Regions from separate parts of the Homo sapiens genome. Here region 1 is linked to region 2. A link is a contact called in ENCODE Hi-C or POLR2A ChIA-PET data. All regions are on one chromosome and are shown on one strand. Each heading gives the region's core, a stretch centred on a gene start or an enhancer-like site at or near the end of the contact. The rest is flanking DNA. Distances are from core to core; before and after follow the strand shown.

Region 1 (5,517 bases), core at 1,892-4,391, 79 kb before region 2:
ACCAAACATTTTCCTAGTACTGAAGCATCATATCCCCTGGCTCTAACAGACTTTAATTTTAAAAGTCTAAAAAGAACCATGAGCGGTTCCCCCTCTTTCCCTATAATCTATTCCAGTGATTGGAAAACAGGGTGGTGAGGTTGGTGAGATGGTCAAGTTGTTAGAGGAAGGCTGTGAATCCACGAATGTCCAGTGTCTGACCCTCAACCTAGTGACACCTCCCATTTCATTCCCAGTAAAACGTGTACAGCTTTCAATAGGTGAGGGAGGGACAATGATAAAAAGCCCACACAAGGTGAGATCAGCAAGGGATCTCCCCTGGCAGGGGAAGAATCAAGGGAGGGGAACTGGAATGACCCAAGATTTCCTTAAGCCCAGACCCACACCTCTCTGTGTATGGCTTGGTAAATTCTACATCTACCCCACAGAGAGTCCTAGATTTCAATCCCAGAGCAAAAGCTTTGCCTTTTATCATAACACAGGTCCTCACCAGTTTATGCTACATTCCTTGTTCAAGGTATGGTATGTAGTATTACTTGAAGGATATTGCTGCATTCTCCCTTCTACCAGATCCTCCCACAAGACTGAACAGTTCTCAAACTAGCGAAACTTGGTTTTATCAGTGTCTATTCTCTGCTGCTACATAAAGATCTCCAGGGATACAGGGCACTTAGACATGAGGCTTTCTTGATATTCTTCCTTCCCTCCCTATAGAAGAGGAATAGGCCCCAAATAAGGGGCTACATGATCATTAGGCATTTTCCAACCCAAAATAAGCATACTCATCCTATTGCTAAGGTAAGATAATAATACTGGTATCAACAACCTTGGGCCAAATGTGAAGATGTTAAATTCATTTTGCACACCTATTCTTCAGGATTAAAAAATATTATCCTGATAAATACAGTAAACCCATTGTAAACAAAACTTTTCATGATGCAGTAACCTTACCCATTACTCCCTTACCTCCTATCTTAAATAATGTTTGAGTGTATTCTTCCCTTTGCCATTAAAAGTTCCATTACTTCTGCCCACAAACCAGCAAGTCCTCACCAATCAAGAATCAGCTGCGATCTCATCATTTTCTTTTTGTGTATTCTAAAACTCAGATGTTTTCTCTCCTCTGGCCTACTGTGGCATGCCCTTCCCTTTCACTAATATCTTGGACATTGATATGGTTTGGCTGTATCCCCACCCAAATCTCATCTTGAATTCCCACGTGTTGTGGGAGGGACCTGGTGGGAGGTAATTGAATCATGGGGCCAGGCCTTTCTCGGGCTGTTCTTGTGATAGTGAGTAAGTCTCACGAGATCTGATGGTTTTGAAAAACGGGAGTCTCCTTGCAAAAGCTCTCTCTTCTCTTGAGTGCCTTTAATCTTCCACCATGACTTGTGGCCTCCCCAGCCATGTGGAACTGCAAGTTCATTAAACCTCTTTCTTTTGTAAATTGCCCAGTCTCCAGTATGTCTTTATCAGCAGTGTGAAAACGAACTAATACAGATGTATAAACATTGACCCATCCTCTTTAACTTCCATATACCCTTTTTAAATTGCAGAAAAATCATTCAATTAGTGGAAAAATTGCTCAAGTAAATTTTATCATCTTTCACCCAGGCCCGGTGATTTCCTATTCAGCAGCAATTTCACATATATATATATACTATATATATATATATAGTATATATATATGTATTATGTATATATAATTATATACTATATATGTAAAATTTTAAAATCAATGTTTTCATACTTTTTAATAATACATGCTTATCCTCATTGTAGATAAATTGGGAAATACATAAATGTTTTAGAAAGAAAAAAATACTTGTATGTAATTCTATCACCCAAAGATGTAACATTTTGGTGGATTTCCTTCAAGTGTTTTTTTTCTATGTACATTTTCATATTGTGATTACACTGTGTGTGTGTATATATATATTATATATATATATGATTTTGTGTCTTGCTTTCTTATAACCGAAGTCTTTATTCAAGTTATAAAACCCTACATATAACATTTTAAGGCTCCGTAGGTTTTGTTTTGTTTTGAGACGGAGACTCGCTCTGTTGCCCAGGCCAGAGTGCAGTGTCACGATCTCAGCTCATTGAAGCCTCTACCTCTCGGGCTCAAGTGATTTTCCTGCTTCAGCCTCCCAAGTAGCTGGAACTATAGGCCCACACCACCACGCCCAGCTAACTTGTTTTTGTATTTTTAGTGGAGACGGGGTTTCGCCATGTTGGCCAGGCTGGTCTTGAACTTCTGACCTCGGGTGATCTGCCCGCCTCAGCCTCCCAAAGTGCTGGGATTACAGGCGTGAGCCACCACGCCCGGCCCATAGTAGTTTATCATATAAATATGCCAGTTTATTCCCTGCCTCCATTACTGGACATTTATAGTTATGATTGTTTTAATTTTATGAACAAGCCCACAGTGAATATTGTGAGGCATATGGCTCTTTTGTTATGTAATATTTCTTTGGAATAAACTCCCAGAAGTAAAATTGCTGGATTAAAAGGTGTGTTATTAGTCAGAACTCTCTTGGTTGTGACTGAAGGAACTCTGACATAAGAAAAAAAGTGGGGGTTAATTACTGATTCATAGAAGCAAACTTTGGCAAAGACAAGAAGGGAGCTGGCTTTAGGGAGCTGGGACCAGAGGCTGGAATTTTAACCTCCTGACTTTCTCCTTGTCTCTTGAATTTATCTTAGACATAAATGAAAATAGAGGTAACTCAAAGCGTCTAACCCACAGTGACAATTGCTGCTCTGTTTTTAGAGCCGGGATTTTGTTCGTGGACTTGCCTTGCCTGGTGGTTGAACTTTGCAGCCCCTTCCTCCTCCGGGCAGCTTCTCTCAGTGGCAGCTGTGTTCCCCATGGTTTGTCCTGGATGTCTCCCTTGTGCCATCCTTGCAAGCCCGCGGCCAGCGCCTCCACCCACGCTCCGGCCTTGCTCCCACTCCCACCGCTCTGCCACCTCCCACCTCAGCCTCCCACCTTGGTGTGGAGGGACCAGCGTCGAAGACAAAGGAATCTCTGACGAGAACCGGCCAGTCCGGGAGGGACGGCGGGGAAGGGGGTGCTGCTCTGGCGGAGCCCTCACTTCACTCGCTTCCCCTCGAGCGCCCCTCTAGGCTGGGGCCCGGCCGCTCTGGGCCTGCTCCTCCTCCCGCTCCTGTTGCGGGGCACCAGGTCAGACCCTACAGGGGGCTCCGCCAGGGGGAGGGGGAGAGGGGCTCCCTTCAAACTCGGCCCGGCCGCGGGGGTCCCGGGTGCCCTCTGCTGGGCTCCTTCCACGTCCTTGTCCCTCCTGAACTCCCGTTCCAGCCCTGCCCCCGCCCCGCAGTAGGGAACGGACTCGTTTCTGCCCCGCCCCGGGGTCCGGGCGCCCGCCCGGCGCTTCAGCTTCAGCAACGTCAAGGCCACGTTCCCTCCGCTCCAGCTCGAAAGACGGTGGCGCTGACTCTGCTCTGCGCGCCGCAGCTTCCTCCCGCTGCTCCGCCCAGCGGTTTCTGATCCCCTTTCGGCGCTGGGGACTCACACGCTGCGGCGACAGGAAAGCCCGCGCCCCCGGCCGCTTCCCGGAACGCCCTCGGGGACGGCTGAGTCACTTGGCGCCCGCCCGCGCGGCCACCGAGCCCAGAAGCGGGGAAAGCCCAGAAGCGGGGAAACCCCAGGGACAGCCGCCGGCCCTGGGGGCAGCCAGCGCTCCAGGCCGCCCAGCACCTCGGGCCCGGATGGGCTTCTCGCGCCCCAGGGCTGCGGCCACACCCCGCCGGCCCAGACCCCGCGGGTAGAGAAAGGAGGTGCAACCCTGAGAGCCAAGACGTTGGGCTTGGCTTTGCTTTGCGTTTCTTTCCTTTTTTCTTTTGTTTCTTTTCTTCTTCTTTTTTTTTTAACCACATCCAGGAAGAGGAGAAACCTGTCTCATGACAGGAAACGAAGAGGGAGGATGCATCCGAACTGAGGGACATTGTTTCAGTTGCCTCACCTGACATACTGTCTCACCTGAGAGAGGGAGGCCGAAGAGGCAGCCAATGGTGGCTGGAGCAAGCCCTGTCCTCGTTACCTGGGCTGTGGCTGAGCCCTGGGGCTCACCGGCTGTATGGCCCTGGGCAAGTCCTCGGAGCCTTAGGTTCTCTGCAAAATGGAGATGATGTTTAATAGAAAATGTTTCTATAACTTTTGTGGCTTACTTTTTGAAAAGCGAGGGAGGGACTTTTGTCCTTCCCTCCTCGCATCTCAGTCGCAGTGCTGGTTCACAATCAGGCTGTTAACGCGGTTTCCACATTTCCTGTCCTCCCCCTTCCCCTTTCCTGCTGGGAATAAGAAGGTGGGCCCCCAAGGAGACAGAGGGTACACTCGTAAATGAAAAAGAAAAGTCAGCACAAGGACCCTTTGCTGCGGAGATTTCTTTTTCCAGGTATCCTAAGTGGGGCTCTTGCCATCCCTGCCATCCCTGCTCTACACCGAAGGGGTGAAGTCCTGGGACTCTGTTATGCCCATCTGTATGTAATCCTAGGCAAGATTATTACAGTAGCGCTTTCCTCTTTTTAGAATATACCCTTGTCTAGCCCCTACCCCATCTTCAGGACAGTAAAGGTTCTCAACTCACTTCAAACCCTCCTAGCCGTCTAGAACAGTGGCTCACAACCGCAGACCCATAGGAAATGTAGGGCCATCTATGTAATAAATTTATCCGGATGTATTATAACAATTTTAAGGTTACACTTGTCCTTTCTTGAACAGGACAATTCTTTATTCTAAGACTATATGCTTCATAGTTTTAGTTATTTTGAATTGTCCATTCTGTTATGAAATACGATAGTTATTGTTGGTTGATGTCCTCTCTCAGAAAAATAAAAAATTAGCAGTCCTAGGTAGATCCCCCAAAATCTTTTAAACTTGATCTGTGAAATCCAAAAAGCTTGGGTACCATTGCTGTATTCCACATGTGGTTCACATCAAGGTTCCTTGTCCCTCCCAAGGAGATTTGTAGCTATTAAAAGAAACAAACAAACAAACATAAACAACAAAAACCCTTTCGAGAATCAGATCCTCAAAGAATGTTTAAGGATAGACGTGGAAAAACAAAGAGTGGGGAGAGGAGTCTTTCTCTACTCTCAACCCCTAGCCCTTAGTGTAGGTGAAGGCAGCACAGTTGTATCTATTCTAACTGGTATTTAGTATTGAGCATAACTTTTAATGGACGACTCCTTTTAGTAAAACAGAGAACCAATTTTGAATAAACCAAGGTCTCTTGGTCTCTCAGTTTGCAGATCAGCGGAATGGCTAAATGAAGGTGCTATACTTTACTTAAAAGGTGAAAATGTGTCATTTGGGTAAGCAATAAGCAGTACTCCTCATGTCAATAGTGGCATAGTGTGGACTTATATGATGCCGTCTTAAATTAGGCCTCATTGGTTAATGTTTATTGAACACTCTCAGTGTGTTTGGTGCTAATTAAAATATCTTCAAGTCACAGAATCACTGCCTTCTAGTAACTAGTGATGCAGCAA
Region 2 (5,599 bases), core at 1,270-3,769:
CCTAAAGAATTTTGTCTTGGGTACTTAAACAGCCTGACCTATTTTTCTGAATGCTTTCTGTTAATATGCATTCATCAAGGATATTTTTTCTTTTGTCTTTAGTGGAAAAGGCTACTATCCGACCAGCTAAAAGCATGGACTCACTATGTTCAGTGCCTGTGGAAGGTAAGATTTTACAAGTAGTTTCTGAGTTGGAGATTACAACTAGGAGGCTGGAGCTCACTTGCCTTTATAAGCTGTCATGCCTGCTTCTCTATAGTCACAGTCACACACAACTACCTAGTCCCAAATCCCTCACTGACCCTACCCTAACTCAAGGGGTTCACATAGCCCCATAACCTCCCCTACCTTACTCCAGGGCTAGGCCTAAAGAGCCATCCTCTTTGCCCATCCTTCCTCTAGCCACAGCTGAAGTCCATGGCTACTTTTCATTCAAACCTGAACCAGGTAAAAGGTCAACACCTGAAACCTAAGGCAGAAGAGTCTTCCCCTTTGGGCAGAAAGAAAGAGCCAAGCATTGGTTTATGCCCTATGGTTTTATGCCTAGAGGCCTATGTATCTTGAACTTGGCTGTTTCCATATGCTTTCGCTTCCTAGTTTTTGTGTCAAGTCATGATTTTCAGTTGGTAGGTTCATTCATGTATCTATTTATTCATTCATTTATTATGTATCATTAAACATTAATTAGGCACCAGCTATGTATCAGCCATGTGCAAACCACAATATCCTTTGTTGGAGTAGACGTGTATACAGTTGCACATGAGGTAACACCGACCACCAAAATAACACATAACATTTGTTCTCACAGCTGTATCCTTCAGGGCTGACTTGCCTGTATCTCTCTCTTCTATTTCTGTTAAGTAACCAACAAGCACCATTACAAATTACAAGGCAAAGGACTTGTCTGGCAACAGACTGTTAAAACTCCCCTATACTTATCCCATGACTTTCCAGCCCCTTTAATACAAGACATTTTTCTCTTTCAAAAATGGGTCAGACCAAAACAATACAGAAAATCTTTAGAACAACATTTTAAAAATAATTCTAAACCCGGGCCGGGTGTGGTGGCTCATGCCTGTAATCCCAGCACTTTGGGAGGCTGAGGCAGGTGGATCACTTGAGGCCAGGAGTTCGAGACCAGCCTGGCCAACATGGTGAAATCCTCTCTGTACTAAAAAAAATACAAGAAATTAGCCAGGCGTGGTGGTGCATGCCTATAATTCCAGCTACTCAGGAAGCCGAGGCACAAGAATCACTTAAACCCAGGAGGCAGAGGCTGAGGCACGAGAATCGTTTGAACCCAGGAGGCAGAGATTGCAGTGAGCTGAGATTGCGCCACTGCACTCCAGCCTGTCTCAAAAAAAAAATAATAATAATTCTAAACCTGTATAACACTCAGTGAGATCTTCTTAAGTTAACTCGATACTTTCAGCATTTTCTTACTTTTATATTCATCTATTTGCTTTGGTTTGGAAACTTCTTGGCAGTTATTGCCCAGTTTTGCAGGAGTTAATATTTCAACATATAGGTTTTTATATACATGGCATGTGAGTATTAGGTCATCTAACTGCTGAGTCTCGATGTCCTCATGTGTTAAAGATCATTACACTTCCTTACAGGGTGGTCATAAGAATTTTAAGCATACAGTTATGTAAGATGCCCAGTTTAGTGCTTAGTACCAAGTTAGAAATTATTTTCTAGATTCCTGGCAACTCGCGTATCATCTCCAAGCTTATTTACTTCCCACGTAGGCTTTTCTCTTCCTTGCCTTTATTTCTAAGTCAAGAACTTGGTCTGGGCATAGTGGCTCATGCCTGTCATCCCAGCACTTTGGGAGGCCGAGGCAGGCAGATCACCTGAGGTCAGGAGTTCAAGACCAGCCTGGCCAACATGGTGAGATCTCCTCTCTACTAAAAATACAAAAATTAGCCGGGCGCGGTGGCAGGTGCCTGTAATCCCAGCTACTCAGGAGGTTGAGGCAGGAGAATCACTTCAACCCGGGAGGTGGAGGTTGCAGTGAGCCGAGATCACGACACTGCACTCCAGCCTGGGCGACAGAGCTGTACTCCATCTCAAAAAAAAAAAAAAAAATTCACTCCTCACAACTGTGCTTTCTAACAGTTAGTTAATTTACATTTCTAGTTTCTCATCCTCTGAATCAACAGGAAGAAGCCTGAGAAAAGGTGGGGAAGGTCTAGTTGTTAATAGCATTTGTTTCCTTGCTGGGAAATCAAACCCCCCTGTCTGGGTCCATCTGCCAGAGAAAACTTAAAACAAAAAGTTTTAAAGTTCTAAAATAAGACAAGATTCTGTTTATTTTTCCTTTTTGTCTTCTTCATTTTGAGCAAACATCATCCTACCGCCTCCCATCTGTCTCTTTATTTTTTCATGGTCTACATTTAATGCCTAGTAGATGATGGCTCTGTTTAGCAACTTTAGCAGTAATCTTTTTTTGAAAACTGCTCTACCTGCAAAGTTTAAAAGTGATCTGTATGGCACAACAGCAAATGAACCTACCAAAGCATCATGCTGAAATTCTGTGCATATGAGGAAGTGCTTTCTCTTTTGTCATCCAGATGTTACCTGTCTTTATCTGGGCGGTTATGCCCCTGTTAGAATGCTGTGCCTCTCTAGTATTCAAATGTCGTGTGCCTGCCCTTACTGGAAGGCCTGCTATTGTATGTGTGCCCCGGCTGCTGACCATACACTTGTTCCTTTTTACTAGGAAAAGAAACCAAGGGAAATTTCAATCGAACAGTTACCACCGGTGGATTTTTCATTCCAGCAACAAAGATGCACTCCACCGGCACCGGCAGCTCATGTGACCTCACCAAGCAGGAGGGCGAATGGGGCCAGGAGGGGATGCCTCCCGGGGCTGAGGGTGGCTTTGATGTGAGCAGTGATCGCAGCCATCTCCAGGGCGCTCAGGCCCGGCCCCCACCGGAACAGCTGAAGGTTTTCCGGCCTGTTGAGGATCCGGAGAGCGAGCAAACAGCCCCAAAGATGTTGGGTATGTTCTACACTTCGAACGACAGCCCTAGCAAATCCGTCTTCACCAGCAGCCTCTTCCAGATGGAGCCCTCGCCGCGTAACCAGCGCAAGGCGCTGAACATCTCCGAGCCCTTTGCGGTATCTGTGCCGCTCCGCGTGTCCGCAGTCATCAGCACCAACAGCACGCCGTGCAGAACACCCCCGAAGGAGCTGCAGTCTCTTTCCAGCCTGGAAGAGTTTTCTTTTCATGGATCAGAGAGCGGAGGCTGGCCAGAAGAAGAGAAACCGCTGGGAGCTGAGACTTCTGCAGGTAAGTAGAGGAGAGAGGGTATCTTTCCGTTGCAAGAGAGAAAAACCAGACTTAAATTTGCTTGAGTTTGCAAGGCAATATAGTGCGGTGGTTAAGCCTGTGGGCTCTAGAGCCCGATTGGGTACAAATCCACGCTCTGCCATTTTACTGCGTGATCTTCAGCAGGTTAATGTAACCACTCTGTGCCTCGGTTTCTTAATCTGTAAAATGGGAATAATTATGTTAATAATACCTTTTTCATAAGTTTGTTGTAAATATTAAATTATTTAATACATATGAAGCTCTCAGAACAGTGTCTACATACAATAAGTATATAATAAATATTACCTATTATTATTTTATTTGCTCACAGAGTGAGAAGGCAGGAGAAAAACTCACAGAATGGAATGCAGAGCTGCAGAGCTGGAATTGGGGATTCAGTTCTTCCAGTCTCCTTCTCTTTCCATCCACCCATCCTTATTTCTACTTTATATTTGCAGACAACATGGCTAGCAACCCTAGCAACGAGAAAGAGCATCCCTCTCCCAATTTTCTGATATCAAATGCAGGAAGGATTCTGATTGGATCTGCCTGAGTCCCATGCCCAGCCTTGGACCAATCACTGTTTCCAGCTAATTGGGTTCTGAGATTGGCCAGACTTGAGTCTCTGGGTGTGTCTGGAGTGAAGAGAGTTTCTTTAATTAACAAGCAAACATGGGCCACATAAAATGGAAGCAGGGAGAACCCCAAAGGAAAGGGTGGCTGACAATCAAACCAACAAATGTTTATTGTGATTTAGGAATGTTTCTTTTCCGTTAATATTAGTCATTTTCAGCACCTATTAGGTTGTCAGGCACTCTCCTAAGTGTCCTGCAAATATTATCTCATTTCTCCCCTCTATCCTATGATATAGATAGTCACTATTATCCCCATTTCCTTAAAGAGGAATGGTTTATTTGCTGAATCACTCATAGCAAGGAAGTGGAAACACCAGGATTTTAATCCAGACTTTAAAAAAATCCATGCTTGTAACACTATACCACGCTCCCTCCTGTGTTCACTATGGGCTGTGGAGTTAAAAGATTGTTAAGACATGATCCCTTCCCCACAGTGAGCTCAAAAACTAAGAAGGGAAATTGAAACTCTGCACTGAAGTTCAGCACAGGGTCAGCCTATGGAAGCAGCATAAGAGCCTCCTCAGGATTTTTGGAATTAGGGAGGGGTTAGGTACCCAAAGCATCATGAAAGAGGTGTTCCTAACAGATGGCAAGGGCATGAAGGAGAGACAGTCCTCTCAGGAGGATTCCAGGAAGATTTAGAAGAGGTGACATTTGGACTGAGCCTTCATAAATGGGTAGGGTTTCTCCATGCAGAAAAGAAGAGAAAGGGCATTCTGAGCAGCTACATGTTGTGGGAAGTATGTAGGTTTTGGAACCCAACTGGGCTGATTCGGATGCTAGCTTTACTGCTTTTTGTCAGTTTGGCAGTGGGAAATTTTGGAGCCTGTTTCTCATCTGCAAAGCTGGGGAGACTCCTATCCCAAAGGCTGTAGTGAGGTCTGAATGGGAAAATGTCCATAAAATACCTGTCCATAGTTTGGCTCACAGAAGATGTGAGTAAATATTAGTCCCTTCCTCCCATTTCCTTTCAGGATGGGTACGCAGATGAGCAAATCTCGGGGTATCAAGTGATGCCTTGTCTGGAAAACGATGTCATGGGCTGGTGTGGGTCATGGGCAGCAAGATGTCATGGGCAGCAGGATGAGGGATAGGGGAGGGAGTGAAGGCTTTGAGGAAAACAGTGTTTCCAAAGGCTTTTGTGAGATTTGTTATCCTCTCTGGAAGAATAGGTCTCTGGGCCCCATGGGGTCTTTTAGAGACAGTCTGTTATCCGTTTTTCCCCCTCTCTCCTCTCTATAAATAAGAATACACATTTTGTATTAAGTTGGTCTGGGAAAGACACTAATGGAGACTCCAGCCTGCCTTCCTACCTGTGGCCAATGGGCAGTCAGGGCAGAAAGAGGGGCCTTGTGGAAGGCAGCCATCCAGATCTGAGACTGAGGGTGGAAGGGGGCTGCTGAGAGGCTCAGGGGCAACAGGTCCCCTCACCCTGCTCTCTGACGGGGTGAGGTTAACTTCAGTGTCTTATCTTCTTCCATGATTATTCCATGTGGAGAACTTCACCTTCATTAATTAAATATTTTTCTTTCTGTTGTGCAGTAGCAGGGGGCAAAAGAAAAAGAATTAAAGGCAATTTTCCAGGTTACCCAATTAAACTTTTAGTTGCTCTGGTCAAACCAACTCTCCCACTTTTGGCCAA

Evidence for each region. A loop is a pair of places that touch in the nucleus more often than their neighbours do. ChIA-PET counts read pairs that join two places held with the same protein, here RNA polymerase II (POLR2A). Pooled maps may share reads with other maps.
Region 1: a pooled map shows a loop between it and region 2 (5-fold over the local background). The contact joins the promoter of ARHGAP31-AS1 here to the enhancer-like site in region 2. A Hi-C loop is called at or near these places in 17 of 37 single-sample maps with no recorded cell type and 9 of 50 pooled maps. POLR2A ChIA-PET finds 5 or more read pairs at or near these places in 4 of 52 experiments (H1, HepG2, activated B cell and 1 more).

The regions. Positions count from the first base shown.
Region 1 is chr3:119,319,619-119,325,135 of GRCh38, forward strand. ARHGAP31-AS1 (ARHGAP31 antisense RNA 1) reads right to left here and starts at 3,142. Exons shown (of 2, transcript NR_046748.1): 1 at 2,996-3,142. The region is part of intron 1 of ARHGAP31 (Rho GTPase activating protein 31); the gene reads left to right. RefSeq lists enhancers at 2,813-3,670, 3,671-4,527 and silencers at 3,090-3,449, 3,500-3,849.
Region 2 is chr3:119,399,097-119,404,695 of GRCh38, forward strand. ARHGAP31 (Rho GTPase activating protein 31) reads left to right here. Exons shown (of 12, transcript NM_020754.4): 9 at 103-165; 10 at 2,726-3,301. It overlaps LOC124906273 (a long non-coding RNA gene), which reads right to left. Exons shown (of 2, transcript XR_007096027.1): 1 at 5,271-5,599; 2 at 1-3,501. Among named protein-coding and RNA genes, the nearest start is that of TMEM39A, 62 kb to the right of the region's middle. Within about 2 kb of position 2,520, at least 2 of the 41 ENCODE cell types and tissues checked have a DNase peak (open chromatin) inside an H3K27ac peak, as active enhancers do.